Regions from separate parts of the Homo sapiens genome. Here regions 1 and 2 are each linked to region 3. Evidence: chromatin loops called from intact Hi-C (ENCODE). Cell type or tissue: Caco-2. All regions are shown on one strand. Each heading gives the region's core, and the rest is flanking DNA. Links, peaks and the distances in the headings are about the cores only. Region 1 overlaps LOC107986749 (a long non-coding RNA gene). Region 2 has its middle 72 kb from the start of TRIM24. Region 3 has its middle 140 kb from the start of MIR4468.

Region 1 (10,539 bases), core at 2,540-7,539, 89 kb after region 3:
AGTAGTTTCTTTTGAGAGAAGCATTTTGTTATGGAGAACAGAAGTTTCTGGGCTTATTTCAAAGTGGTTACTTCTTCTCTCCACCTGCCCTACACATGAGGAGATTTTCCTGTGTTCTTCATTGTAAGAACCTAATGGGACTTCCGGAGGAAAACTCATGAAAGTATCAGGGGCGGGAGGGCAGGGGGGTGGGACGGTGTGCCTGAGATTGAGCCCATAATAGTTTTTAACTCGCAGGCTGGTCCACACTCAACCTCCAGCACTTAGTCAGTTACAGTTTAAATGTTCCCACAGGCTTCATCTCTGTCAGCTTCTGCTCCTAGTAAGCTGTGATTCACCTGTCTCTCCAGCTTTTGATGTGGGAGTTTGCTCTGTGACCTAAGTTCTCTGATGGTTCTGAGAAGAATTGCTGAAATTTAGTCTGTACAGCATCTTTTCTTGTTGTAAGGATGGGAGTGATGACTTCCAAACTCTTTACATATTTGTTTGAAAAACTCAAATCATTTTTCCTCACACCACCACCACCACAACAGAGAAGACTTCTGCGACCAAATGTGCGTGGGTTTTCCCCCATACCCTAAGAAACAGACACCAGCTGAGTGTCTTTTAATTCAAGTCACTTTTGGTGCTATCTTCCTGGAGATGGCTTCAGATCCCACATGTTGAGGGCTCAGTCCCACAAGACTGTGTGCCCCCACCCTGACTTTCTTCAGACACCAGTTGCAAGTTCAGGCCTCCAGAAACTTCTGACCAATCAGCTTCAAGTTGGGGTTTCCGCAGCCCCCTCTTCGGGTTCAGTTAATTTGCTAGAGCAGTTCACAGAACTCAGGGAAACATTTACAGGTACTGGCGTATTATGGAGGTTCTTACAAAGGGTACAGATGGAGAGATGCATAGGGAAAGGCATGTGAGAAGGGGTGCAGAGCTTCCAGGCTTCCCTGGGTTCATCACCCTCTAGGAACCTCCATGTTTTCAGGTACCTGGAGGTTCTCCAAAGCCAGTCCTCTTGGGCCTTTTATGAAGACTTCATTGGATAGGCATAATTGACAGCCATGTAGAGATGTGATTGAATAACAGGGTATGATCCAAACCCAGTAAGGCCTGTCTGTTCAGATTCTTCTTGGCCTCTATGGGCAGTATTCCTTCTTCCAGAGTACAGGGCAGAACCCCTTCTGAAATGAGGGTCTCATGACCCATAGTCACATGAGAGTTCTGCCTTGGGCAGGTGCAAAGAGGTCAAGGAGAAGGTCAGAGAGCAAGATTCTGGCTTTTTTGTTGTTGTTGTTTGGTGAGATAGAGATTAACTCTTGTTGCCCAGGCTGGAGTGCAATGGTGCGATCTCGGCTCACTGCATCCTCCGCCTCCCAGGTTCAAGTGATTCTCCTGCCTCAGCCTCCCAAGTAGCTGGGATTACAGGCATGTGCCACCACGCCCAGTTAATTTTGTATTTTTAATAGAGACAGGGTTTCACCGTGTTACCCAGGTTGATCTCGAACTCCTGACCTCAGGTAATCCGCCCGCCTTGGCCTCCCAAAGTGTTGGGATTACAGGCGTGAGCCACTGCGCCCAGCCGGAGAGCAAGATTCTGTTTACTGAAACAAGGGTTATGGGAGTTATGAGCCAGGACCTATAGGCAGAAACCTAATACCACACTATCAGAATGAAAATCTGACAGGCCTGCATGTTTCTGGCCATAATATCTTCCTATTGATTTCATTTTGGGGTCACCCCTATGCAGGACTCAGGCTCAGCTGTGGTCTAAGGGTGGCTTTCCAAGTTCCGCCATCTTCAGGTGACTCAGAATAGGAGTTTGGGGCTCTTTCCATCTCTGAGTCACTCTCTGCCAGGTAGCTCTGAGCCATGGCTATGCAGCGGCTCCCATGCAGGCCAGCTCTGTACACAGGAGTCATCACTGTTTTGGCTATGGCCTTCCTGCTTCATCCCATTACTTTACAAACAGATTCTAGCAATTCTCCTGTTTTTTGACCCACCTGTACCCCACCTATGGGGTGTCTTGGGGCCTCAAATTCCCAGAATTTTCGAGCTTCAGCATTGTGAATCCATTGTCATTAACTCCCTCTTGCTTCCACATATCCGGGTGGACTCCTTTTAGGCACTTTGATTTCAGAACTGCTAAAAGATAAACTGAGGCAGATTAATTTATTTTATTTTAGACAGAGTGTCACTCTGTCACCCAGGCTGGAGTGCAGTGGTGCCATCTCGGCTCACTGCAACCTCCTGGGTTCAAGTGATTCTCCTGCCTCAGCCTCCTGAATAGCTGAGATTACAGGCTTGCACCACCATGCCTGGCTAATTTTTGTATTTTTAGTAGAGACGAGGTTTCACCATGTTGGCCAGGTTGGTCTCGAACTCCTGACTTCAGGTGATCCGCCCGCCTTTGCCACCCAAAGTGCTGGGATTACAGGCATGAGCCACTGTGCTTGGCTGTCACATTAAAATTTTAAAGAGTTTACTTGAACAAACAGCAGTGCGTGGGTTGGACAGCTCCAGATCACAGTACCGGACAGAAGACGCAGGAGTGAAAGGCTTTTATAAGGTAAATGTGGAACCAGGGCAAGACAATATTTGGTAGGTGAAAGTGGAGCAGTAGCCATATTTGGATCATTCCAGTGGAAAGTAGTTCGAGTTTGAGGTTAGATGGCAGTTTCAGAGTGGTTAAGCTTCAGTTTCATTTTCCTTTAAGCTAGTCACTTACAAAAGAGAGCCCAGTGCAGTGGCTTATGCCAGTAGTCCTGGCTACTTGGGAGGCTGAATTGGGAGGATCACTTGAGTCCAGGAGCTCAAGACCAGCTTGGGGAACATACTGAGACTCTGTCTCTATTTAAACAAACAAACACACAGACAAACAAACACACAAACAGATGTATTTGGGTTAGGTTTTGGTTTGCTCATGTAGGAACCTAGGACTTCAGAGCCACCCCTAACTGCCTCCTATTAAATTATTTTAACAGTGCTCTCTGGTCTGTTACACCAGTTGCCAATCTTTCCTCTTCATTCCAGCTCCCAGTTTTGGGTTGATGCCTTTTGTCCTCCGCACTCCTATTCTCTTTGGCCATTTGGGCTTATGAGTCCTACTACTTTACTATTATTCTTAGTGAAATTTGTAGATGAACAGTGGCAAACATATATGTTCAATTGGAAACATTTTTGTCTTGCCTGATTCTTTTTTAACGACATAATTATCACCAGAAGGCAAATGTTCTCTAGCCGACTCTCAATTGCACTGAGAAAGAGAATGGCCAGCTCAGTATTTTGAATTTCATCAAGCTTCTTATTAAATACAAGTGTAACTTACATGTCTATCGGTACTGTCAGCCTGACGAAATCAAAGCTAATACTTTCTGATTTTCACAGAATTCTGTCATTATCTGGTGTTTCCTGAAGCCTGAAGCTCTCCTTTTATGATGTGTTTGATGGCTATGCTTGAGGGAGGCAGGATAGTTTTCAGGCAAAGGTGGCACTGTTATTAGGTGCTAGATGAAGGGTCTAAGAGAACCTCATAAATTCTTCAATAGAAAGCTGCTGGCTTATTCACATCTGCAGGGTCCCTGCTGCCTTTGTGTTTGGAATTTAAAACTATTCCCAAGGTATGTGTGAGCACTGTTCTTTGTTCACGTCCCCCTCCCCCACAGTATGGTGATCTTTCACAATCCATTATCTGTTTTCTTTTGATAGGATTTCTTTTTGGCGGGGGTATGATAACTTTGATTTTGCTTCTGTTCCATTTGTTCTGATTTCCTTGGTAATGCTTGCTTTCCTTTCATCTTTGTCATCTCTTCATTTTATATGTTTTATTTCAGTTGCAGTGAGTTTTGTCGTATTATTTCTCTTAGGAAAGTCTATTCTGGTTTAACAAAGAAAAGTAATGCTTTCCTTTACCTCACTGAGAATAAAGTGCATATATATTTTGCTACAAAAAAAAATCTATGCTTTATGGAGGAACTCTATTAGGGGTGGGGTGGGCTGGGCTGAGATTTTCGCTTGAGCCTTTACTACATTGCCCTTCTTTTGTTTGTAATAGGGAGTTAATTTTTTTAAAATCCTATGTCTTGTTTGTTTATTTTTGTTAAAATTATCTGATTTTTTTTTTTTAAACCAGAGGAGAGGAGTGCTGGTTTTAAGGTTGGTGACTTAAAACCTGATTGATTGTAAAGAGAAGTATCCAGAGACAATATTAAAATAAACTTGGCCCTGAAAATGTTGCTTTTTGGTTTCCATTTACTTTGGAGGTCTCCTGGAGCAGAGGAAAGATTACAGAATGGAGCGCCTCCACAGAGTCTTCTGTGGGAGTGTTAGTCATTCAGTATTTCTCAGTTGCCTTTGTAGATGCAAATTATCAGTTCAAATCATCTAAGCAAAGGAGAAAAAAAAAGACCTCTCCAAGTCTAATCTGAGAAGAAAATCTCCTCGGGAGTAAAGTCTCAGTTCAGAGAACAAAGGAAGAAAAGACCAAAGGATTATTTACCTTTGACTGCTTTGGGGGATTCCGAGGCCACCAAGCATACAAATGCAAAAGAAAGCTTAGGGCTAGACATTCCTTTCTCTACTCTTTCTTTCTTCTTCTTTTGTGCAATGCAATAGACAGACCTGCCCAGAGGCAAGGGAGCTAAGGAGTTTCTAAACTTGAGGTCGGGGGCAATGCAGTAGTAGTATTATAAAAGCCTTTGTTACTGATTAAGGTCAACAGGGTGAGAAAATACAGAAGCTAGAGAGAAATCTTTATGGGAATGCAATCTAAGGGTGCTACATTTGGGAAGATGACTAGTAATTTTTCCTCCTAGGAGAAAGAACAGGAGAGGTCTTTTCCTTTAGAAGATTCTGATAAGCCAACAAATAAGCCAAACTGAGAGAGGCAGCTTTCCCAACATCCAGCCTCCCCATGGGAATCACAGACTGTTGAGAAGAGGGTGTTTGTTATTCATAATGGCTGAGGCTAAGACAAAAGTGGATTTGGGCTCCCATAGCAATCCCCAGGCCTTAATCAAATGTTCTTTTTTTTTTTTTTTTTGAGACTGAGTCTCACTCTGTCACCCAGGCTGGAGTGCAGTGGCACAATCTTGGCTGACTGCAACCTCCACCTCCCAGATTCAAGCGATTCTCCTGCCTCAGCCTCCAGAGTAGCTGGGATTACAGACATGCACCACTACACCTGGCTAATTGTTATATTTTTAGTAGAGATGGGGTTTCACAATGTTGGCCAGGCTGTTCTTGAATTGCTGACCTCAGGCGATCCACCTGCCTTGGCCACCCAAAGCTTTGGGATTACAGGCTTGAGCCACCGTGCCGTCTCAAATGTTCCTCTCAAAGTCAAATAGTGAGTCTTACCTTTTATAATTACAGAAATACAGATGTTGCCACAAGTCAGACAGGGAAATACAAAACAATATCCCAGAGAAATCACCATGGGAAAAATGAAGGTGTCTGTACATTAGATTATCTTTACGTTTACTTTAAAATGCTTCAGCATGGATAGTGTGGTGTGATGTGTTCTAGTTGCTTTCATTCTTTACTTAGGAATAGTTAGTTGGGCATTTGAAGAGCCCTGACTGAAACTGGCTTTGCAAAAGTATGACAGAGAAATTGGACGTGGCTGACTGCATCTTGCTTCTAGCCTCACAGGCTGGCTGGCTTTGCTCATTCGTGGGTGTGGGCCAAGATAACTTTGGGAGAAACTTAGTTTATAGTTTAAATGATAATAACCTTCCCCCAAAACTAAACGATTCTTGTAAAACTAATGAAAGGCCATGAAGTTAGGAGGATGAGAGGGGCTTAAATTCTAAATAATTACCAGCCATTATTATGGAGGTCGTAAGATTTGCAACTTCCCCAATTACTCTTGCAGACAACATCACTATTGTAGAAACTAAGACTGGCCTTTTGAGATGTCTTTTCAGGTTTTTGCATTTCTGACAATGGATGGCCCCACCTGGACCTGCCAACCAGTCCTGTGGCCCCAACCCAGGAACTTACCCACCATAAGAGGGCAGCTTTGATTCCCTATGATTTCATCTCTGACCCAACCAATCAGTATGCCCCTACCTTAGGCCCCTGCTCATCAAAAGATCCTGGGAAAAACCCTAATCTTTGAGCCTTTGGGGAGATTGAGTTGAGTGATAACAGTCTCCTGTGTGGTGTGGCCAGCCTTGTGTCAATCAAACTCTTTTCTTTACTGCAATGGCATGGTCTCAGAGAGTTGATTTTGTGTGTGCAGCAGGCAAGGAGAACCCATCAGGGAGTTACATAATTTGGATATATGGGTGAAGGAAGTCCTCTCCTCCATTCTGAAGATTTGAGGCTGAAAGTCTGGGGAAATAAGCTGGCAATAGACAGATTAAAAGGAGAAAAAAATATATATATACATTTTATTAACATGCAGAAAGGCATCACATGGAAGTTAAGAAACTACCCAATAACTCAATGAGACCTAAAAGCTTTTATATTCCCTTCATAAGAGAGAGGGAAGGGGAGTATGTAGGCAACCTAGGGAGAGTAAATGATTATGAAAAGTACGAATCAGCCTTCAGAAGAATAGGTTATATCCTGTCTGTAGGAGGTGCTAACCTCCAGCTTTTTCTAGGTTTGACTTCTGTTGTGTGTTAATCTTCACGGATAGATAAAAATCCCCAGGAAGCATTTCTTGACAATTGGCTTCCTTCTGGAGAATCTGCACTTAGTCAGATAAGGGAAATTCAGGAAAAGCCCCTCTGTGCGTTTGGCATTTCCCAAATGACTTCAGTTTGAAGTAATCAGCATACCAATGCTGCATATTTTGGGGTGATATTTCTGAACTCTCTCAGGAAAAATATACTCCTGGATGGTAGGTTAATATTTGAAATTGTCAGTTCAGGCTTGGCTTGGTGGCTCACGCAGGTAATCCCGGGACTTTGTGAGGCCAAGGTGGGTGTGGATCACTTGAAGTCGGGAGTTCGAGACCAGCCTGGCCAACATGGCAAAACCCCGTCTCTACTAAAAATTCAAAAAAAGAATTAGCTAGGCATTGGGTTCATGTCTGTAATTTCAGCTACTTGGTGGGGGCTAAAGCAGGAGAATCGCTTGAAACTGGGAGGCAGAGGTTGCAGTGAGCCGGGATCGTGCCACTGCACTCCAGCCTCAGCAACAAAGTGAGGCTTCATCTCACACACAAAAAAAGAAATTCTCCATTCAGAAGCCACATTCCAGAAGGATTAGATTATGGCTCCAGTCGTCTTTATCTCATATCAATCCCAGGGGGTTTGTTAATTAGCATAAGGGATGTTAGAAATGATTTTTTACTGGTAAAATGAATTCAATTTTATGTGGATTGGATAAAAATGTCTTATGGATACTCTTGCCTTTGCATAAATGAGGTGTAAAAGTCCAGCTAGCCTGTCTATTCATTTTGAATTATGTCTCCAGGCTTGAAATTCTAGACTGTTTGAATTATCTCTCCAGGCTTGAAATTCTAGACTGTAGTGAGAGAATTTTTCACCTGACTCTCATTTGAGAGTTAGTTAATCCTGCTCCAAAGCTGGAACATGGTCCTCCTGTCTCTGACGCTCATAAGGTTCTGTGGGAACACTGAAAGGTCAGAGAGCTAAGACTTCATCAAGCTTATAAAACGGGTAGTATGACTATTTGGAGGGCCTGATTGCTAATACATATTTATACCCATGGCTGAATGAGGTCTGAAATTTGCTTTCATTATAACATACCATTTGGAATTGAAGTCTCTATGGTTGTCACCAAATTCTAATTACTGGAAGCTTTGGAGAGCTAATCATAAAGCAACTAATAAGGGTGTATGACCAAATTGGCTTAAGTATCTTGAAAACAGCATTGAAGCTACTTTTTTTTTTGAGATGGAGTTTTGCTGTTTCACCCAGGCTGGAGTAAAGTGGCACAATCTCAGCTCACTGCAACCTCCATCTGCTGGGTTCAAGCAATTCTCCTCAGCCTCCCAAGTAGCTGGGATTATAGGCACCCACCACCATGACCAGCTAATGTTTGTATTTTTAGTAAAGACAGGGTTTCACCATGTTGGCCAGGCTGGTCTCGAACTCCTGACCTCAGGTAATCCACCCCCTCCCCCGCCCTTGGCCTCCCAAAGTGCTAGGATTACAGGCATGAGCTACCGTGCCTGGCTGCAGCTACTTCTTTATATGATTCATGGCTTTTGGCCACAAATGCATGCAAGTAACTAGATGAATACGTATATTACTTGCATGTGCATTAAAATTATTTCTTCTTTTTCAAATTATTCCTTCTTTGCACCAGCTAGAATTTAAATATATCTACCTGATTCGGAGCATTTGGCAGAGATATTAGAGATGGAACAAGATCCAGAGAGGGTCTAATGAAATAATAATTGTGGTGGCACATGCCTGTAGTCCCAGCTACTTGGGAAGCTGAGTTTGGAGGATCACTTGAACCTGGGAGGCAGAGGTTGCAGTGAGCCCAGATTGCACCACTACACTCTAGCCTGGGTGACAGAGTGAGACCCTATCTCAAAAAAAAAAAAAAAAAAAAAAAAAAAAAAAAAAGAAAGAAGAAAGAAAAAACCTTAATAATAATTATATAATTATAATTATAGTAAAAGTAGCAAGTAGCTTTTTCCTTTTTGCAAAATTAATTCTACCTTTCAGCATGTACAAAAGTACATTCTAGAAAGATTAAAGAAATAGATATAAACACCATAAAAATCATGGAAGAAACACATAATATTTTAATCTTGGGGATAAGAAAATCATCTCAAGCAAGAAACACTTGAGAAAAAAATAATTTTTGCTCACTAATCTCTAGGTTCATGGCTGAGGCCCCTATAACAAAATACAGATTCACAAGAGAAAATCATACACATATTATTTATACGTGGTATGGAAGCCTTCATAAGGAAAGGAAGACCTCCCCCAAATGCATAAATTTGTATATTCTTTATGCTAGGTTTGATGAAGAAATATGATTGAACAAAGGGAGAATGATATCATTGAGAGAGGAAGGAGGAAGAAACCAGTCAGGCAGGCAGTTATGGTGGGTCCTTGGTTGAATCTTTTCAAACAAAAGAACAGCCAGAAAAATCAAGCTGCAGGCACAGATAAGGGAACTTGCACAGCGGCACTTGCCTAAGACATGCCCACAGCCACACAGATAAGAAAGCCTACACAGGTGACTTGCCCAGACATGCCCGTAATGGAAAATTCCATCCCCTGACACATGTGCAGTAAGGGCAACAAAGCAATACGGAGTAACTCAAGCTAAGGGCCTACATGTGCATTAGGAGGATGGGGTGGAGCTACCAGAAATTCGCATCTCATGCAAATGAGATGCCCAGCTCTAACTGGTTTCTTATAAAAGCCTTTGCATTCAACTGTAAAAATGGCAACCCTCTTTTGGGCCCCTTTCTGTGGTGGAGAACTTTCTTCTTTTGCTTATTAAACTTCCACTCCAACCTCACCCTTGGTGATCATGTTCCTTAATTGTCATGGTTGTGAGACCGAGAACTCAGGGTGATACCTCAAACGAGAGACTGCTACATTGCGGTGCGTTGGTGAGACTGTAACATAATGTTAATAAACTGGGGAGAACTTAGGAAGCCGTTTGTTCAAACTCTTCTCTTTGTCCTTGTATCTTCAGAAATGAGGATGTTGCTATCTTCTGGGTATAGGGAGGGCACCTCTCACATGAGGGTCATAAGACCTACTTGAGGGGATGGTCAGGAAATCCTTCCTAGGTTTTATGATCTGTTTCAGGGGAGTAGAGCATTGTGGGGGAGGTAGTGAGCGTGACCTTCCTGCTTCTGCTGTCTTCTCAAATGCCAAGTTTTCACATTTTGGGGTAGCATGTCCTGAATTCCTTCAACATGAAACCCAGAGTTAGAAAAAGAAAAGATTGAGCAACTTAATTAGATAAAAGCAAAATATTAAGCAATGACAAAAGATATCATTAAAAATGTTGTTAAAAGGGAAAAAAAAAGAGGAAAAAAAAGAAAACAAACAAAATGTTGTTAAAAAGCCACAGTTTGGCTGGGTGCAGTGGCTTGCACCTGTAATCCCAGCGCTTTGAGAAGCCAAGCAGGAGGATCTCTTCAGTCCAGGAGCTCAAGACCAGCCTGGGCAACACAGTGAGACACCTGTCTCTACAACCCCCCCATCCCACTTCCCAATGCACACAAACAACAATTTGGCAGAAAATATTTGCAATGTGTAAGAAAAAATCAGAAAATACTTACACTTGAGCTAATTAATTGATGACAGAGATGATGGTTCTTAATCATTGAGAACCTCATTGAGGGTTTGTCATCTATCTCAGTATCATAATTTTTCTCACACATAATGACATAATTTGAACATGTTTTCATATTATTAAGTATGTTTCTAGAACCATAATTCTTAATAGTCCCACAGAAATTCACTATGCTGAGTGTGGTGTTGAATGCTGGGGTCACCACAGTGGAGCAGCCCTGGAGGAGAATGAGCAGGGTGCTTTCATCAGTGACCCTCCTCTATCCTTTCCAGTCAGTGACACAGGCTCTTGTCAATCAAC
Region 2 (10,539 bases), core at 2,279-7,278, 130 kb before region 3:
TTTGGAATCAATCATTTTGTGACTTGAACTTTCTTGGCTATTGCTTTAAGCTACTATTACCTTCTTGCTTATCCAGTTCATTTACTTCTCAAGGCTAGCTGGGTGCCTGGAGTTTCCCTTGAAGGAACTCAAGGTTTTCCTTTATTTCCATGCTTGGGGGGGTGTCCAACAGGCCCCTAAGAGGAGTCCCTGCTTCATCTCATTCTTACTCTCCCCAGCCCCTCCCTTCCCCAGTCTTTGGCAAACACTGTTGTATTCTGTACTTCTATGTGAACACATTTTTAGATTTCACATATGAGTGAGATCATATGGTATTTATCTTTCTGTGCCTGGCTTATTTCACTTAACATAAGCTCTCCAGGTTCATCCACGTCAAATAAGATAACAGGATTTCATTCCTTTTCATAGCTGAATTGTACTCCATCATGTATAGATACCACATTTTCTTTATTAATTTATCTGTTGGTGGAAACTTAGGTTGATTACTTATCTTGGCTATTGTGAATTGTGCTGCAACAAACATGAGAGTCAGATATCTCTTCGACATACTGATTTCATTTCCTTTGGATATATACCCAGTATTGGGATTGGTAGATCATATGGTAATTTTATTTCTAATTTTTGGAAGAGCCTCCATACTGATTTCCATAATGGCTGTACTAATTTACATTCCCACCAACAGTGTGTAAGGGCTCCCTTTTCTCCACATCCTCTTCAACACTTGTTATCTTTTGTTTTTTTTTTATGATAGCCATTATTCTCCTCCATTTAAAACAATTGGCAATAATTGTACATATTCATGGGATACCTAGTGATGTTTTGATACATATAATATATAGTGACCAGATCAGGATTATTAGCATATTCATCATCTCAAACATGTATCATTTCTGTGTTGGGAACATTCAATAGCCTCCTTATAGCTATTTGAAATGATATGATACAAATGTATCAACAGTTATTGTTAACTATACATATTGATACATATTGTTAACTATACATATTGATACATATTGTTAACTATATGGATGTTTCCAACAGAAATGATACATATTGTTAACAAATAGCTATAAGGAGGCTATTGAATGTTCCCAACACAGAAATGATACATATTGTTTGTTGTTGTTGTTGTTGTTTTTGAGACACCCACACCCAGCTAATTTGTGTATTTTTAGCAGAGATGGGGTTTCACCATGTTGGCCAGGATGGTCTCGATCTCTTGACCTTGTGATCCACCTGCCTTGGCCTCCCAAAGGATTACAGACTTGAGCCACCATGCCTGGCCACATATTGTTAACTATATATCATTTCTGTGTTAGGAACATTCAATAGCCGCCTTATAGCTATTTGAAACTATATGATACATTATTGTTAACTATAGTCATTCTACAGTGATTTAGAACACTATCTATTTATACTTTTTTTTGTTTTTTTTTAGTGACAGGTTCTCACTTTGCTGCCCAGGCTGGAGTGCAGTGGTGCAATCATACTCACTGTCACCTCAACCTCCTGGACTCAAGCAATCCTCCCACCTCTGCCCCCTGCATAGCTAGGACTACAGGAGTGTGCCACCATGCCTGGCTAAGTTTTAAAAGAAAATTTTGTAGAAACGGAGTCTCACTATGTTCCCTGGGCTGGTCTAGAACTCCTGAGCTCAAGCAATCCTCCTGCCTTGGCCTCCCAATGTGCTGGGATTATAGGAGTGAGCCATGGTGCTCAGCCCGGCTAATTAAAAAAATTTTGGTGGGGGGTGGCTGCGGTGGCTCACATCTGTAATCCCAGCACTTTGGGAGGCCGAGGCAGGCGGGTCACCTGAGATCAGGAGTTTGAGACCAGACTGGCCAACATGGTGAAACCCTGTCTCTATTAAAAATACAAAACATTAGCCAGGCGTGGTGGTGCATGCCTGTAATCCCAGCTACTCAGGAGGCTGAGGCAGGAGAATCGCTGGAAACCAGGAGGCAGAGGTTGCACTAACCTGAGATCGTACTACCGTACTCCAGCCTGGGAAACAGAGTGAGACTCCATCGCAAAACAAAACAAAAAAAATTATTTTAATTTTAATTTAATTTAATTTAATTTTATTTATTTATTTTTTTTTAGAAACAGAGTTCTGCTATGCTGCCCAGGCTGGTCTTTTTTTTTTTTTTTTTTTTTTTTTTTGAAACATAGTCTTGCTTTGTTGCCTAGGCTGGAGTGCAGTGGTGTGATCTCGGCCCACTGCAACCTCCACCTCCCAGGTTCAAGCTATTCTCGTGCCTCAGCCTCCCCAGTAGCTAGCATTACAGGCATGCACCACCACAGCTAGGTAATTTTTGTGTTTTTAGTAGAGACGGTGTTTTGCCATATTGGCCAGGCTGATCTCGAACTCCTGACCTCAAGTGATCCACCCACTTCAGCCTCCCAAAGTGCTGGGAATACAGGCGTGAGCCACTGCGCCTGGCGCTATGCTGCCCAGGCTGGTCTTGAACTCACGGCCTCAATCGATCCTTCTGCCTTTGCCTTTCAAAATGCTGGGGTTATAGACATGAGCCACTGTATCCAGCCTATTTCTACTTTCAGAAAATACTTGTGAATATTATCCCTCATAATAGCCTTAACTAACCTGTAAAATTCCAAGTAAATGATAATATGAGGCTAAATGGATAGGGCCTTCAAGAGACTGAAGGGATGAACATAGATTACAATTGCAGATTCATATAATGAAAGTGACATTTGAGGAACACATTGCCCTAATAATTAGAAAACATTTAAAGAAGCAGATTGGAGGCAAATGCAATGTCTAGAAATATTTTGTGATAATCCCAGGAGAAGGTGAAAGGGGCCTAGAATAAAATGTTATACACAAGAAAGGAAGGCACTGGTGACGCTCCCTGGTGACTGATCTCAATCAATCTAACTTTCTCTTGCCTTTATTTCCTACAGGGTCTTCTATTCTAACCAGCCCAGTATGAGTTATTAGTTCTATTCCATTCATTGACTCATGGATTTTTTTTTTTTTTTTTTTTTTTTGAGACCGAGTCTCACTCTGTCGCCCCAGCTGGAGTGCAGTGGCGCAATCTCAGCTCAGCAAACTCCGGTCCTGGGTCCAAGCGATTCTCCTGCCTCGGCCTCCCGAGTAGCTAGGACTACAGGCGCATATCACTGCGCCCAGCTAATTTTTGTATTTTTAGTGGAGACAGGGTTTCACCATGTTGGCCAGGCTGATCTCAAACTCCTGACCTCAAGTGATCCACCCACCTTGGCCTCCCAAAGTGCTGGGGTTACAGGGAAATGAGCCACTATGCCCGGACTGACTCATTGATATTAAATAATGCTTTTCTGTGCCTGATATGCCTTCCTTGCACTCTTTGTTGAGAAGGAATTCTTGACCAAAGAACAGATTGATTCTTTTTTTTTTTTTTTTGAGACGGGGTTTCACTCTTGTTGCCCAGGCTGGAGTGCAATGGCACAATCTCAGCTCACCACAACCTCCGCCTTCTGGGTTCAAGCGATTCTCCTGCCTCAGCCTCCCGAGTAGCTGGGATTACAGGCATGCACCACCACACCCGGCTGATTTTTTTGTATTTTTATTAGAGATGGGGTTTCTCCATGTTGGTCAGGCTAGTCTCAAACTCCCAGCCTCAGGTGATCCACCCGGCTTGGCCTCCCAAAGTGCTGGGATTATAGGCTTGAGCCACCACGCCCAGCCCAGATTGATGCTACTCCCTTGCCAAGCACTATATTAATTGGTTCATTGGAGAAAATGGTGCAAAAAACATTTAGAATTCATGGAAGTATAAAGTGTCACAAAGATTTTTCAATAGTATTTTTAAACTTAATATTAATCCATTATCCCAAGTTGACTGCACTTTTTCCTCAACCCTCCTTGAGATTGAGGTCTGTTCTTTTTATTCAAAAATTCTAATAGCAAAGTCAATCATTACTACCTTTCCTCCCTGGACCCCCACTCCCGTATAAGGAGAAGCAGATAAATAAAACTACACAGATAAGACACTGAATTCTCAAACTCCCTTTTCTAGCCTAAATGATTGGCAGTGATGCTGAAACTGCCTTTGCAAGATTATGACAGCAAGACATCTGACCCAGTTGACTCCATTTTGCTTCTGACCTCCAAGCTGTCTTTGATCATTTTTGGGTATAGGCCAAGCTAACTTTGGGAGGAATTTAGTTTATAGTTTAACCTTAAAGCAAACATCTTTGCTTTAACAGCTCTTCCCAAAATCAAACTGCCTTTGTAAAACTAATGAAAGGCCACAAGATTAGGATTATGAGAGGGGCCTGAATTCTGATAAGATAGGCATAGTTTCTATAATCTTTTACTAGCTCAGGAGTCATAGGGCTGGAGGTCACAAGATTTGTGACTTGCCCAATTGCTCCTGTAGATAACATCAGGATTGGATAACCTAAGATTGGTCTTTTGAAATGTTATTCAGACTTTTGCATTCTGGCCACTGACTAACCCCACCTAGACCCATGACTCATGATGGACTCAGCTCACAAGGACTTCTTCCACACCTGCATAATTTCTTTTTTTTTTTTTTGAGATGGAGTCTAGCTCAGTTGCCCAGGCTGGAGTGCAGTGGCTCGATCTCGGCTCACTGCAACCTCCGCCTCCTGGGTTCAAGCGATTCTCCTGCCTCAGCCTCCTGAGTAGCTGGGATTACAGGCAACCATTGCCATGCCCAGCTAATTTTTGTATTTTTAGTAGAGACAGGGTTTCACCATGTTGGCCAGGCTGGTCTTGAACTCCTGACCTCATGATCCGCCTGCCTCGGCCTCTCAAAGTGCTGGATTACAAGCGTGAGCCACTGCGCCCGGCCTCACACCTATATAATTTCATCTCCAACCTATCAGCAGCACCCATTCCCTAGCTCTCTGCCTGCCAAATTATCCATAAAAACCCTAGCCTCTGAGTTCTCCAGGAGGCTGATTTGAGTAATAATAAAACTCCCATCCTACGGTTTGGCTGACCTTGCATTAATTACATTCTTTCTTTACTGCAATACTGCAGTTGTATCAGTGAATTGATTTTGTCTGTGCAGCAGGCAGGAAGAACCCATCAGACAATGATAGGTATCCTGTGGTAGTTACTACTGCCATTCAGTATATGTTTTGTTAACCCCTTTTGAGCATATAAAATTGTGCTTGCTGGCCCCTTGTGATTGTGTGGGGTCTAGCTACTAGTTCTGACAAATGAGTTGTGAGCAGAAGTGACCCATAATTGCTAATGTGAGAACCTCAATGGCTTTGTTTCATTTTTGCACAGTGATTGGCATTATTCCAGGTAATGACTGCTCTATCATTGTGGGTTCTGAGTGACACAGCAGAGCCCCATAAACTCTCAGTAGAAGTGTAACATCAGTGGCTGGGTGTGGTGGCTCATGCCTATAATCCCAGCACTTTGGGAGGCTGAGGCAGTCAGATCCCCTGAGGTCAGGAGTTCGAGACCAACTTGGCCAACATGGTGAAACCCCGTTTCTACTGAAAATACAAAAATTAGCTGGGCGTGGTGGTACACATCTGTAGTCCCAGCTACTTGGGAGTCTGAGGCAGGAGAATTGCGTGAACCCAGAAGGCGGAGGTTGCAGCAAACCCAGATCCTGCCAGAGTGAGACTCTGTCTCAAAAAAAGTAAATAAAATTGGAAAAAAAAAAAAAGACGTGTAACATTAATGAGGAATAAATTTATGTTGTGTTAAGCTCACTACGATTCTGTAGTGGGTGGTGAAGTCTTCTTTCTCATCGATTTGTGGATTTGATGTCTGCTTGTGCAATAGCTAGGTTGGTATTTTTCTGGTGTATGTTAGTATATTAAAACTGGTTTTGTAATCCCAGCACTTTGGAAGCCTGAGGTGGGTGGATCACGAAGTCAGGAGATTGAGACCATCCTGGCTAACACGATGAAACCCCGTCTCTACTAAAAATACAAAAAAAAAAAAAAATTAGCTGGGCGTGGTGGTGGGTGCCTGTAGTCCCAGCTCCTCGGGAGGCTGAGGCAGGAGAATGGCATGAACCCGGGAGGCGGAGGTTGCAGTGAGCCGAGATCGTGCCACTATACTGCAGCCTGGGTGACAGAGCGAGACTCTATCTCAAAAAAAAAAAAACAAAAAAAGAAACAAAAAAAAAACTGGTTTTGTTACATCCCATTCACATTCTGCTTGTTCAACACCTATGCACTGCTGCTTATTAAAATATGTTGAATATCATCCCTCTGGCTGGTCAAAAATACCAGAAAGTATGCAGTGCAATATTGTAAGAAATATTTTAAATATGAAGAATATTTCTTTATTCATTTGAAAAAATTTAGCTCATGGATTACATCATTGGTGTGAAATCCCAAAAGAAGGTACATTATCTCACATCACCACAGTTAAAGTGCTTTAGATAGAACCTGAGCTGCGAGTATGTAAACTTTATCCTAGGACTCTATAATATGAAGGATAGTTAAGGCTGTTTTGTTATTTTATTTTTATAATTACTTTTTCTTTTTTTTCTCTGTAAAAATAAATGACAGAAACATACTTTTTTTTTTTTAAAGGAGCATTTGAGCCTTTTGATGTGAGAATTGCATTCTAAGTTTTTCCCTGTCCCTTTATTAAACAGTACTGGGAGCAGGCATATTTTCTTTTCCCCAAGTTAAACAATTCTGGGACCAAACATACTTCCTGTCCCAGAGCTAAATAATTCTAAGGTGAAGCGTACACCCTTCTCTCTGCTAAACAATATTGAGACCAATATTGAGGCCAAGCATGGTGGCTCACGCCTGTAATCCCAGCACTTTGGGAGGTTGAGGCAAGCAGGTCACTTGAGGTCAGGAGTTCGAGACCAGCCTGGCCAACATGGTGAAACTGAAAACACAAAATTAGCTGGGCGTGGTAGCAGGCGCCTATAATCCCAGCTACTTTGGAGGCTGAGGCAGGAGAATCGCTTGAACCTGGGAGGTAGAGGTTACAGTGAGCCAAGATCACACCACTGCACTCTGGGCTGGGCAACAGAGCAAAACTCTGTCTCAAAATGAATGAATAAATAAATAAATAAGTAATTGGGAACAGTAGGCCAGGGGCTGTGGCTCATACCTGAAATCCCAGGAGGATCACTTGAGCCCAGGAGTTTGAGACCAGCCTCAGCAACATAGTGAGACCTCATTTCTTTTTCTTTTCTTTTTTTTTTGGAGATGGAGTTTCGCTCTTGTTGTCCAGCCTGGAGTGCAATGGTGCCATCTTGGCTCACTGCAGCCTTTGCTTCCCAGGTTCAAGCGATTCTCCTGCTGCAGCCTTCTGAGTAGCTGGGATTACAGGCATGTGCCACCATGCCTGGCTAATTTTGTATTTTTAGTAGAGATGGGGTTTCACCATGTTGGCCAGGCTGGTCTTGAACTCTTGACCTCAGGGGAGACACCCACCTCGGCCTCCCAAAGTGCTGAGATTACAGGCCAGAGCCACCGCGCCCAGCCGAGACCTCATTTCTTAAAGGAAAAAAAAAAAAAAAAAAAAAAGCGGGACATGGTGGTGCACATCTGTGGTCCCAGATACTCAGGAGGCTGAGGTTGGGGAATTGCTTGAGCTCAGGCAGTTGAGGCTGTAGTGAGCCCTGATCCCACCACTGCACTTCAACCTGGTCGACAGAGCAAGACCCTGGGCCAAAAAAAAAATAATAATAATAACAACAACAAAACAAAACTGAGAACAAGTAAAAGCAAGTCAGCTGCTCGCTGCAGGAAATATCTTATGAATCAACAAATTAGTTTACTTATTAAGACTCATACCTACAAATCAAGACTCAGCTGCCACACTGTACCCACCAATTAAAAGTTATGCCATAAACTATACTCAATCCCCAACAGTCCCCCATTTTGTAAGGCCTTCTTTAAACATCACCCAACCCAGGTAATGAAACCCTAAAAACATTCTGTCCTAATTTCCCATTCTGAGAAACTACTGGATTCTGGCAAGATCATGTTCTTCCCTACTGCAGTGCCTCTAATAAACTTACCTTTCCTTGATCAACAGGCTTTTCTAATTAATTTTAAAGGAAATCAGTTCGCCAAATTGCTTTTTTTTTTTTTTTCTTGAGACGGAATCTTGCTCTGTCGCCCAGGCTGGAGTGCAATGGTGTGATCTCTGCTCACTGCAACATCCACCTCCCGGGTTCAAGCGATTCTCCTGCCACAGCCTCCCAAGTAGCTGGGATTACAGGCAGGTGCTACAACGCCCAGATAATTTTTTTGTATTTTTAGTAGAGACGGGGTTTCACTGTGTTGGCCAGGCTGGTCTTGAACTCCTGACCTCAGGTGATCCACCCGCCTTGGCCTCCAAAAGTGCTGGGATTACAGGCGTGAGCCACTGCACCCAGCACCAAATTGCTTTCTTAAATGTGAAATTTTCACCAGCATGCATGAGGGTGATGGTATCCCTTTATCTGTGCTAGCATTAAATGTGATTGTGTTAGGAAACCTTTGCTTATTTGAGAGAAAAAAAGTAGTACTGTATTGTGTTAATTTTATCTTAGATTATTCTTTTCCCCCCTTTTTAAATAGAGACAGAGTCTCTCCTGCCTTGTTGCCCAGGCTGGAGTACAGTGGCTATTCATAGGTGCATTTATCACACGCTACAGCCTTGAACTCCTGGGCTCAAGTGGTCCTCCTGCCTTAGCCTCCCAAGTAGCTGAGCCTATAGGCCTGTGTCACTGTGCTAGCTTAGATATTTTATTTTATTTTTTGTTTGTTTTTGAGACAAGATCTGACTCTGTCACCCAGGTTGGAGTGCAGTGGCACGATCTCAGCTCACCACAACCTCCACCTCCCAGACTCAAGCCATCCTCCAGCCTCAGCCTCCTGAGTATCTGGGACTACAGGCAATTGCCATCATGCCCAGCTAATTTTTATATTTTTTGTAGAAGCAGGGTTTTGCCATGTTGCCCAGGCTGATCTCCAACTCCTGAGATCAAGCAATCTACCTCCATGGCCTCACAAAGTGCTGGGATTACAGACGTGAACCACCATGCCTGGCCACATATTTATTTAATTAATTAAATTTAATTAATTAATTAATTAATTTTTTGTGACAGGGTCTCACTCTGTTGGCCAAGCTGGAGTGCAGTGGTGTGATTATAGCTCACTGTAACATCGATCTCCTGGGTTCAAGTGATCCTCCCATCTTAGCCTCCTGAGTAGCTGGAACTATCAGTGCACACCACCATGCCCAGCTAATTTAAAAAAATTTTTGAAGAGATGGAATTTCCCTATGTTGCCCAGGCTGGTCTTGAATTCACTCCTAGGTTCAAGTGATCCTCCTGCCTTGGCCTCCCAAAGTGTTGGGATTACAACTGTGAGCCACTGCACCTGGCCTAGGTGTCTTAATTTTATGTTGTCAAATTGATAAAATCTTTTCCCTCCTGATTGTTTCTGTTGCCTTTACTCTTACAGTTCTTCCCCTTTAGAAATTTGGTAAGTATTAAGTTATTTTTGTATATAAATTACTTTTTATTTGAACAGAAATACATGCACATATGTTACATGCTTATGAAAAAAAGTCAAATTATACTTCTTCCCAACCCAGATCTCCAGAAATACTAATGGGTCTGTTCTTTCATCAATTCATACCCACACATATAGCCTTTAAGCAATGATAACCTGTTTCAAACTTTCTTCTGCTCTTTTTCTCTTTTACTTACTGGTATACCTGTGATATCTTTCTAGATTAGTATGTGTATATGTAGCCCATTTAAAAAAAATAGCTGCCCAATTTTCTACTGAATAGCTCAGGATGATAAACAGCGATGCCTCTTAGTCTACTATACTTCATATAATGCTGCAATGAACCGTTTTGTAAGTATGTCTGTGTACATAGGCAGAAATATCAATGGTTAAATTTTCAAAACTGGAATTGCTGAGTCAAAGCAATTGTTTATTAAGACTCTCCAATTTCAAGAAAATTAGTACTCTGCCTATATGTTTTATTTTTTCCCCTATTTTGTTATTTCAGTTTGTTTGTGGTACTTTTGGCCATACAGAAAAATTTAAATATTTATGTAGTCCATTTATGAATCTTTTCCTTTATAGTTTCCAGGATTTGCATCTTATTTAGACACATACCATAATTAATTTATGTTTTTGTCTACTACTTTTAAGATTTCAGTTTTACATTTAAAATTTGGAGTCATGTGGAGTTTATTTTGGCAAAAGGAAGGAGGAAGGGAGCCAAGTTCATTTCTTTCCAGATGGCTTCCCAGCATCCCAACACCATTGATCACAAATCAGCTTTTTCCCTACTGTTTTTATATGTTGCCTTTATCCTCTACTAACTTTCCATGTACATTTGGACCTCTTTCTATAGTTTATATTTTGTTTCACTGATCTGTTTGTTTATTCATGCATCAGAACCAAGGCTTTTAAATTATTATTTTTTTCTTTCCTTCTTTTTTTTTTTTTTTTTTTTTGAGACAGGGTCTCACTCTCTCACCCAGGCTCCAGAGCAGTGGTGTGATCCTGGCTCACTGAAACCTCTGCCTCCCGGGCTCAAGCGATCCTCCCATCTCA
Region 3 (10,539 bases), core at 3,572-8,571:
CTAAGGCAGGCAGATCACCTGAGCCCAAGAGTTCCAGACCAGCCTAGGCAACATGACAAAACCCCATTTCTACAAAAAATACAAAAATCAGCCAGGTGTGGTGGCGTCCCAGCACTATAGTCCCACCTATAGTCCCACCTATAGTCCCAGCACTCGGGAGGCTGAGACACAAGACTCGTTTGAACCCGGGAGGTGGAGGTTGCAGTGAGCCGAGATCACACCACTGCACTCCAGCCTGGGCGACAGAGTGAGACCCTATCTAAAAAAAAAAAAAGAAGTCTCTGGTTCCTGGTTTCTCAATGTCAGAATTAAAAAATAAATAAATAAATTTAAAAAAATAAATCTTCATGACTGCATTTGGAAAAGTCTCTTAAAAAGAAACACTAACCATAAACAATAAAATTGATAAGCTACATTAAAATGAACAATTTCTGTTTATCAATCACATTATAAAGACAGTAAAAAAAAAGGGGCCACAAAATTAAAGAAAATATTTGAAGACTTATAACTGACAAAGGAATTCTATCTAGATGATATAATGGCTTTCTACACATTGATAAGGAAAAGACAAACCAGATAAAAAATGGGCTATTTGAACAGTCCCTTCACAAAGAAGAAATGCAAGTGACCAACAAACATGAAAAGATACTCAGACTCATTACTAATCAGGAAAATGCAAATTTAAATCACAAGAAGATATCATTGTATACCTACTAGATTGACAAAAATTAAAAATCTGGGCTGGGCGCAGCAGCTCATGCCTATAATCCCAGCACTTTGGGAGGCCAAGGTGGGCGGTTCACCTGAGGTCAGGAATTCAAGACCAAGAGTTCGAGAGCAGCCTGACCAACATGGTGAAACTCTGTCTCTACTTAAAATACAAAAATTAGCCAGGTGTGGTAGCGCATGCCTGTAATCCCAGCTACTTAGGAGGCTGAGGCACAAAAACGGCTTGAACTTGGGAAGCAGAGGTTGCAGTGAGCCAGGATCACGCCACTGCACTCCAGCCTGGGTGACAGAGTGAGACTCTGTCTCAAAAAAGCCAAAAAACAAAAAAACAAAAACCAACCAACCAAACAAACACACAAAAAAACAGAAATCCCCAGAGGCTGGCTGTGTGGGCAGTTTGCAGGAGTAGAACTTAGAGTTGGAGTCTCGTTTGTCTTCAGAAGGGCAGTTGTATTTCTGTGACAACTGTACTTTTCCAATAATACTCTTAATATGTTCTTGGCCACCAGTTGGAATGTGAATTCAAATTTTTCGAAAAGGCACCCAATATGCAGTCTGGGTCCTCATACTCCTGACCTCAGGTGATCCCCCTGCCTTGGCCTCCCAAAGTGCTGGGATTACAGGCGTGAGCCAGCCTCTGGGGATTTCTTTCCCCACATCATGCCAGAAGAGGGCTTCAACAAGATTGTTTAGAAAGATTAGGGGTGCTTACAAAAAAAAGAAATAGACATTTCTCTCCCCTGCTGGGTGTGTAATGAACTGCAAAAACTCATGGGCCCATCCTGGAGAAGTCACTGGAGTATAGCATGGTGAGAAGGTTCTTGGGAAAGTTTGGTATGTGTGCTCTGTAGTCTAGGAGTGTCCATGAGTCTAGAAATTTGTGCCCCCTTCCCTGGAAGACAGAAGGTAATAGAGGGGCTGGCTGCCTATATATCCACCATCTTTCACTGCAAGCTTACATGTGTTTCTTGTTAGTTAATTGGACAAGGAATGATGTCTGGGTTTTTGGTAATCTTATAAGTAGACTATCCCAGAGGGGAGCCTGCTAGAGTGAGAGGACCTCAGAAATAGGAGATGGTGAGTCACACCATCAGAGGCAGCTGCCAGGGTTGGGGAAAGGGCATTACAAGCATACAGCCAGACAGTACATTGCCCACGTCAGGGTTCAAGCAAGAACCTCTCAAAGAGGCCAGGCACGGTGGCTCATGCCTGTAATCCCAGCACTTTGGGAGGCCGAGGCAAGTGGATCACTTGAGGCCAGGAGTTCGAGACCAGCCTGGCCAATATGGCGAAACCCCATCTTTACTAAAAAAAAAAAAAAAAATACAAAAATTAGCCGGGCGTGGTGGCATGCGCCTGTAGTCCAGTTACTCAGGAGGCTGAGGCACAAAAATTGCTTGAACCCAGGAGGCAGAGGTTGCAGTGAGCCAAGATCATGCCACTGCACTCCAGCCCAGGTGACAGAGCAAGACTGTCTCAAAAAAAAAAAAACAAAAAAACCCAAAAAACAAAAAAAGAACCTCTCAAAGAACTTGTAACCTGCATCTCAGTGAGAGAGCCAGTATTTGGAATGCACCACCAACAGGATTATAATGGCACTGATTAAGTAAGTTCTTAGTTCTATCTTCTCTAATTCTTTCCCCTCTACCTTGACCCTGAAGAAAGCAGAGGTAGCAAAGGGAATGCATGGGTGTATTGATTATCTGTTGCTGCAACTTGCAACAATAAAGATTTGTTATCTCACACAGTTTTTGTGAATCAGAAATTTGAGAGTGGCTTAGGTGGGTGCTACAGGCTCAGGATCTCTTGTGACATGACAGTCTAGATTTGGCTGGGATACAGTCATCTGAAGGCTTGACTGGGGCTGGAGAATCTGCCTCCAAGGAGGCTCACTCATGTGCTTGGTGAGCTGATGCTGGCTACTTGCAGGAGGCTTCAGCTCTTTATCACATGCACATGGAACTCATCATAAGGCTGCCTGAGTATATCCCAGGTGTGTCTTCTGGTATGGCCAGAGCAAGTGATCCAGGAAACAGCAAGTTGGAAGCCAAAATATCTTTTATGACTTAGTCTTGAAAGACACATTCCTCATATAGGTCACTCTATCGTTATCCTTATATAGGTCTCTCTTTGTATAGACAATATCCTTTTATAGGTCAGCCATAGTTTATGTGGGAGAGGATTACAATTACGCAAGGGTGTGAATACTGAGACCTGTCTGTTACATGATTATTGCCTGGATAGGCAGTATGGAGAGTGAGGATGAGAAAGTCCTATGAGAATTGAGAACCAGCTAATGAAAGAAAGGACTATTCAGCAACCACAAGTTGGCAGCAAAGTAGGAAATTAAGAAGTTAATTGTCTAAGCCTAATGTAGATTATAACCTGCGGCTGGACAATTTCTTAGCCCTCAGCTTGTGCTAGGCCTGCTGGTTATACTTCCATTGGTATCTTGGTGCTCTTTTTCTCCAAGCCTTAGAGACACACAGACTCCAAGGAAACAGCCTTCATTATTTAACCTCTCCATCGAAAGAACAAAATGAAGACATTTGCCTTGCATTTGCATAATTACAGCAAATACATCAGCAAATCTATTTGTCTCCACCGTTGAAGTAAATGAAGTTGAAGTAGATGAAGATCCAATAGCTTTGCATCTCTTCTCCACTCCCACCCTTGATGTGCTACCATCTTCCTGCTAGGACTATAGGAACAGATCTGGCAGCTTGCCCTCTTGCTCCCAGAGTCTCATCTTCACACAAAGCCAGGGAGGTCCTTTTAAAACATACCCAGATCACCTCACTGCCCTGGTCAACCTCCCCAGTGGCTTTCCTTCTCACTTAGTAAAATCTAAACTTTAAAATACCATTCTCTAGCCAGAAAAAAAGGTATTCTTTCTTACCAAGCACCCCCACTATACAAGCCTCTGCTGAAATCTTTTAAGAGGCTAACTGTTTAAAAGAAAATAGTTTGTTAACACGCGGTTTTCTATTTTTTTACTAAAAAAAAAAAAAATTTTTTTTTTAAGAGCCAGGGGTCTGACTCTATTGCCCAGGCTGGACTTGGACTGCAGTGGTGCAATCAACATGTGGCTTATGGCAGGGTGTGGTGGCTCACGCCTGTAATCCCAGCACTTTGGGAGGCTGAGGTGGGTGGATCACCTGGGGTCAGGAGTTGAGACCAGCCTGGCCAACATGATGAAACCTGGTCTCTACAAAAATCCAAAAAATTAGCCGGGCATGATGGTGGGTGCCTGTAATCTCAGCTACTGGGGAAGCTGAGTTGGGAGAATCGCTTGAACCCGGGAGGCGGAGATTGTAGTGAGCTGAGATTGCACCATTGCACTCCAGCCTGGGCAACAAGAGTAAAACTCCATCTCAAAAATAAATAAATAAATAAAAGAAAAAAAGAAATGCAAAAACCTGAAAAGACACCTCAAAAGGCCAGTCTTAGGTTCTACAATAGTGATGTTATCTGCAAGAGTAATTGGGGAAGTTGCAAATCTTATGACCTCCGGAATAATGACTGGTAATTATTTAGAATTCAAGCCCCTCTCATTAACTTGGTAGCCTTTCATTAGTTTTACAAGAACAGTTTAGTTTTTGGTAAGGGCTAATGTTATTTAAACTGTAAACTAAATTTCTCTGGAAGTTAGCTTGACCCACGCCCAGGAATGAGCAAAGACAGCCAGCCTGTGAGGCTAGAAGCAAGATGGAGTCAGCCATGTCCGATTTCTCTCACTGTTGTAATTTTGGAAGGGCAGTTTCAAAGGGTCCTCAAGCTCTGAAAATATAACTCAAGTTGATTTAGAGCCAGTTGTTTTATAATGTTGTCAAGTTACAGGCTACCATGTAGAAAATTGGTAAGGTAAAGCATTCTTCTTTTCTGTTTACATCAAAGTTCTGCCTCCCTCCTATAAGGAAAGTTGTGATTCCATTTGGCCCACACCAATAATTCAGGATAATCTTCCTAACTCAAGATCTTTAACTCAATGGCATCTGCAACATCCCTTTGCACTATAAGGTGACACTCAGAGTTTCTGGGGATTAGTATGTAGACACTGTAGGGATGAAAAGGTATAACACATTTTCTTCACTCATTTCAAGGTCCTGTAGTGTTCTTTCTCTTGGCCAGTTCCCCTTTGGCCATTTCTTTTCCCCTCCCCCTTCATCTACTCCCTTCTACCCTCTTATCAACTTTACACTCTTGGCTCACTCTTTGTTCTCAAAATAAAAGCTCGCTTCCCTACTTTTCTTTCATAGTAGCCCTCAGGAAGAGCCTAAATCTTTAACATAAAAAATAAATTGACTTTTCTCCAGGGCAGGGAGAATTCAACCAATTTCTGTAATCCACCTAAAGAGAAAGCGAGGCTCCCTTTCCATCCTGGAAAACAGTCTTCTCCTCTTCTCCTTCCTTCCTCCACGTGGACTCAAAGATTCTGAAACGAAAAAACAAAGCAATGTTTTTCATACTTAAACAAACCAACCAACAGAACAAACTGAAGTGAATTGTAACTGCCCAACGGGTTCATCTTGTCTGCTTCCTAGACAGAGCTGATTTGTCAAGACAGGTGAATTGTGATACAGGAAAAGTAATTCACACAGAGCTGGCTGTGTGGGCGACTGAAGTTTTGTTATTATTCAAATCAATCTCCCTGACAATTTGAGGACAAAAGTTTCTTGTTTTCTTTTGTTTTTGAGACGGAGTTTCGCTCTTGTTGCCCAGGCTGAAGCGCAATGGCACAATCTCGACTCACTGCAACCTCTGCCTCCCAGGTTCAAGCGATTCTCCGGCCTCAGCCTCCTGAGTAGCTGGGATTACAGATGTGCGCCACCACGCCCGGCTAATTTTGTATTTTTAGTAGCGACGGGGTTTCTCCATGTTGGTCAGGCTGGTCTCAAACTCCCGACCTCAGGTGATCCGCCCGCTTCAGCCTCCCAAAGTGCCGGGATTACAGACATGAGCCACCGTACCCGGCCAAGGATAGGAGTTTTTAATGATAATTTGGTGGGTGGGTGGGTGGGGGGCAGTGAATCCGAGGTTCTGATTACTCAGATTGGAGATGAAATCATAGGAGTCGAAGCTGTCCTCTTGCACTGAGTCACTTCCTGGGAAGGGGCCACAAGACCAGATGAGTGGGATTATCTGTCTGGGTGGTGCCGGCTGATCCATCAAGTGCAGGAGCTGCAAAATATCTGAAGCACTGATCTTAGGTTTTACAGTAGTGATGCTATCCCCAGGAGCAATTTGGGTAGGTTTAGAATCTTGCAGCCTCCAGCTGCATGACTCCTAAATCATAATTTCTTATCTTGTGGCTAATTTGTTAGTTCTGCAAAGGCAGTCTTGTCCCCAGACAAGAAGGGAGTTTGTTTTGGGAAATGGCTGTTATCACTTTTGTTTCAAAGCTAAACCATAAACTAAATTATTCCCAAAGTTAGTTTGGCCTACCCCCAAGAATGGACAAGGACAGCTTGGAGGTTACGGACAGGATGGAGTCAGTTAGGTCAGATCTCTTTCACTGTAATCATTGTCTCAGTTAGAATGTTTTTCAAAGGCAGTTTCATAATCTTGCAAACTCAAGCAGGAGGAAGCATAATGAAAGAGTTTTTGATGACTTTTGAGTCATGTTAAACATGGTCATTTTGAGGGAAGAGAGAGGAAGGAACTGGTTAGGCAAATAGTTAGGACAAGTCCCGTGGTAGAAGTCCTTTTATCAAAAGAGCAACCTGGAAGAAATCAAGCTGTAAGTGCAGATAAGGAAGCAAGATCCAACACCTTTATCTCTTGTGCAACCAGCTAGCTCCAGTTATATACGATGGGTTCCTTGAGCACATTCCTTTCCTTTTTGGGCATACTCAGATAAGGGAACTTGCACAAGGGGGCTTTCCTAAGACAGGCCTGCAGCTGTATAGATAAAAATGTTACGTAGAACCAGACACGTCGGCGGTGGAAAATTCCATCTCCTGACACGTGTGCAGTAAGGGAAATGAAAGAATATGGAGTAACTCAGGCTTAGGACCCACATGCACACTAGAGGGGTGGGGTGGAACTAACAAGAATTCATGCCTTATCCAACTCGACACCCAGCCCTAACTAGTTTTTCGTACCCTATGCAGATGAAACACCCTGCCCAATTAACTTGTGTATTTTTAATTTAATTTAATTTATTTATTTATTTCGATATGGAGTCTTGCTCTGTCGCCCAGGCTGGAGTGCAGTGGTGCGATCTCGGCTCACTGCAAGCTCCACCTCCTGGGTTCACACCATTTTCCCGCCTCAGCCTTCCGGATAGCTGGGACTACAGGCACTTGCCACCATGCCCAGCTGATATATATATATATATATATTTGTATTTTTTAGTAGAGATGGGGTTTCATCGTGTTAGCCAGGATGGTCTCAATATCTTGATCTTGTGATCCACCCGCCTCAGTCTCCCAAAGTGCTGGGATTACAGGCATGAGCCACTGCACCCAGCCAACTTTTTTTTTTTTTTTAATTATTTTATTTGAGAGAGGGAGTCTTTCTCTGTCACCCAGGCTGGAGTGCAGTGGGGCAATCTCGGCTCACTGCAACCTCTGCCTCCCGGGTTCAAGTGATTTTCCTGCCTCAGCTTCCCAAATGCTGTGACTACAGGCATGCGCCACCATGCCCAGCTAACTTTTGTGTTTTTTAGTAGAGATGGGGTTTCACTGTATGTTGGCCAGACTGGTCTCAAACTCCTGGCCTCAGGTGATCCATCTGCCTCCACCTCCCAAAGTGCTGGGATTACAGGTGTGAGCCACAGTGCCTGGCCCCAATTAGCTTGTTTATAAAAGCATTTACATCCAGCTGTGAAACGACAACCCTCTTGGGCCACCTCTCTGCTGCAGAGAGCTTTCTTCTTTCACTTATTAAACTTTTGCTCCAACCTCACCCTTGGTGTCCATGCTCTTTAATTTTCATGGTCGTGAGACAAAGAATTCTGGGTAGTACATCAAGCAACAAGACTGCTCCAGTAACCCCAGACTGCTTCAGTTTAGATGAAGGAAATTCTGCCAGTGTGTTTCTGACATTTGAATAGCATAAAATACTTATAATTCTCAATTTTGTCTCCAGAGTTCCAGACTTACATATCCAACATCATATTGAACATTTATGCTTTATAAGGATAAGATGCTGAAATTTTCTTTGAGGAGGGAAGTAGTTGCCACCTGATCCTCCTTTCCTTAGTGTGTCTCCTTGAAAACATAATAGACCTAATGTGAGGCCCCATCTTTGGCTTTTATGCTGCTAAGACATGAGCCATCTGGTCCTTGCAACCATAAACATCTACCTCTGAAATTAATTAAGAAATCCCGGGGCCAGGCATGGTGGCTCACGCCTGTAATCCCAGCACTTTGGGAGGCTGAGGTGGGCAGATCACAAGGTCAGGAGATTGAGACCATCCTGGCTAACATGGTGAAACCCCAACTCTACTAAAAATACAAAAAAAATTATCCAGGTGTGGTGGCAGGCACCTGTAGCCCCAGCTACTCGGGAGGCTGAGGCAGGAGAATGGTGTGAACCTGGGAGGTGGAGCTTGCAGTGAGCCAAGATCACACCACTGCACTCCAGCCTGGGCAACAGAGCGGGACTCCGCCTCAAAAGAGAGAGAGAAAAAAAAAAGAAATCCCTCAGAAGACAGAGAGGAGATAATTGAGATAATTATAAGGCATGTCCATGTATCTGTCAAGGAGCTAAGACAGAGGGTCTGTATTAATCAGGGTTGTCTAGAGGGACAGAACTAATAGAATATATATATATGTGTGTATATATATATGAAGGGGAGTTTATTAAGTAGTATTAACTCACATGATCACAAGGTCCCACAATAGGCCATCTGCAAGCTGAAGAGCAAGGAAGCCAGTCTGAGTCCCAAAGCTGAAGAACATGGAGTTCAGTGTTTGAGGGCAGGAAGCATTCAGCATGGGAGAAAGGTGTAGTCTCAGAGGCTAAACCAGTCTAGTCTTTTCATGTTTTTCTGCCTGCTTTATATTCTGCCTGCAGTGGCAGCTGATTAGATGGTGCCCACCCAGATTAACGGTGGGTCTGCCTTTCCCAGCCCACTGACTCAAATGTTAATCTCCTTCAGCCACATACTCACAGACACACCCAGGATCAATACTTTGCATCCTTCAATCCAATCAAGTTGACACAATATTAACCATCACAAGTCCACCCCTTGTCAACTGGAACCCATACACATCTCCTGAGATTGTACATAATCTTAAGATAAAGACAATAATAAAGTCATAATTATGACTAACATAATACAACTGTCCTTCTTACAACCAGAAATGCACCAATCCTCAACCCAAATGCTATTACATAAAGTTAACAATACTTAAATACTGATATGAAGTCAATAAATCTTATGTCACATGATAAAGGAAAAAGGAAATAAAATGAAGATATTTTCCAAGTACAAGTGTATACATGCACAACCATGTTTTTAACAAAGGAAGAAGGAAATACTCATGACAATTACAGTTTTCCTTTCTGCAACAGGTCACATAGTCATAGCTGGTATTAATGACTACCTTCTTTACTACCCATTCTGTATTCCCTTTGCCTTCAGCAAGCAACTCAGCAGGTTGTGTTTTTTTCCTGGTGGAGTGACCAAACTTTCATTCCTGAAGGGTCTGGGCCATTTGTAGTTCTGCCTGGATTGGGCTGTTGTATAGTTTCCCATTGACCTTTATCACAGGGCATGGTAATACAAAGAGATGCCCTAGTGGATCTCCCGTATTCTGTGCATACCCTTCCTTACCTCCATTGTGGAGCAGTAGACTGACTTCATCTTGATAGCTCAGGTCAATCACTCCGGCCAACACTGTAGCTCCCTTTTTAGCCTGTTGACTTAAAGATAGGAGGAGCCCAAAGTGTCCACGTGGCAATCTTTGTTGTGTCTCTTGGTGGCAGCATTTCTCCCTCTGGAACTGTGACCTCTAGACTAGTAGATGTCGCGGAAATAAGAAGCAAAAACTTTGCTAGTGGATCACTAGGGGTGATGGTGAGTGGTGCCACTTCCACTTTCACCCCTTGATTCCTGGACCTGTGAATCCTGGCTATGGGAGAAATAGTACCATGTATTGGATGCTGATTCAGAGCATACATGGCCTTCTGGGGAACTTTGCCCCAGACTTGAAAAGTATTGTCACCTAGTTGGCATTGTAATTGTGACTTCAAAAGGCTATTCCACCGTTCTATCAATCCAGCTGCTTCAGGATTACGGGGAACATGGTAAGACCAGGGAATTCCATGAGCATGAGCCCACTGCTTCACTTCCTTAGCCGTAAAGTGAGTGTCTTGATCAGAGGCAATGCTGTGTGGAATACCATGATGATGGATAAGGATGTGAGTCCACGGATGGTAGTCTTGGCAGAAGCATTGCATGCAGGATAGGCAAATCCATATGCAGAGTAAGTTTCTATTCCAGTGAAGACAAACCTCTGCCCTTTCCATGATGGAAGAGGTCCAATATAATCAACGTGCCACCAGGTAACTGGCTGATCCCCCCTAGGAATGGTGCCATATTGAGGATTCAGTATTGGTCTCTGCTACTGGCAAATTGGGCACTCACCAGTGGCCGTAGCCAGGTCAGCCTTCGTGAGTGGAAGTCCATGTTGCTGAGCCCATGCATGACCTCCATCCCTACCACCGTGGCCACTTTGTTCATGGGCCCATTGGGTGATGACAGAGGTGGCTGGGGAAAGAGGCTGGGTGGTGTCCACAGAATGAGTCATCCTATCCACTTGATTATTAAAATCCTCCTCTGCTGAAGTCACCCTTTGG

What was found. Hi-C counts contacts between places; a loop is a spot of excess contacts. Peaks named below come from ENCODE experiments on the same cell type or tissue, not always from the same donor. Only the 100,000 strongest peaks of a DNase experiment are listed, where the experiment ranks them.
Region 1: it touches region 3 in a loop (15-fold over the local background); 3 of 110 quality-filtered maps call a loop at or near these places.
Region 2: it touches region 3 in a loop (8-fold over the local background); 2 of 110 quality-filtered maps call a loop at or near these places.

What each region holds. Positions count from the first base shown.
Region 1 is chr7:138,163,554-138,174,092 of GRCh38, reverse strand. LOC107986749 (a long non-coding RNA gene) reads right to left here. Exons shown (of 3, transcript XR_001745033.3): 3 at 8,608-9,849. Among named protein-coding and RNA genes, the nearest start is that of MIR4468, 45 kb to the right of the region's middle. RefSeq lists enhancers at 2,479-2,598, 3,297-3,972, 4,054-4,924, 9,079-10,278. In Caco-2, for the core only: no CTCF peak of the experiment used is centred there; DNase peaks (open chromatin) are centred at 3,602 and 4,512.
Region 2 is chr7:138,382,723-138,393,261 of GRCh38, reverse strand. No RefSeq gene overlaps it. Among named protein-coding and RNA genes, the nearest start is that of TRIM24, 72 kb to the left of the region's middle. In Caco-2, for the core only: no CTCF peak of the experiment used is centred there; DNase peaks (open chromatin) are centred at 4,081 and 4,411.
Region 3 is chr7:138,253,753-138,264,291 of GRCh38, reverse strand. No RefSeq gene overlaps it. Among named protein-coding and RNA genes, the nearest start is that of MIR4468, 140 kb to the right of the region's middle. In Caco-2, for the core only: no CTCF peak of the experiment used is centred there; a DNase peak (open chromatin) is centred at 6,631.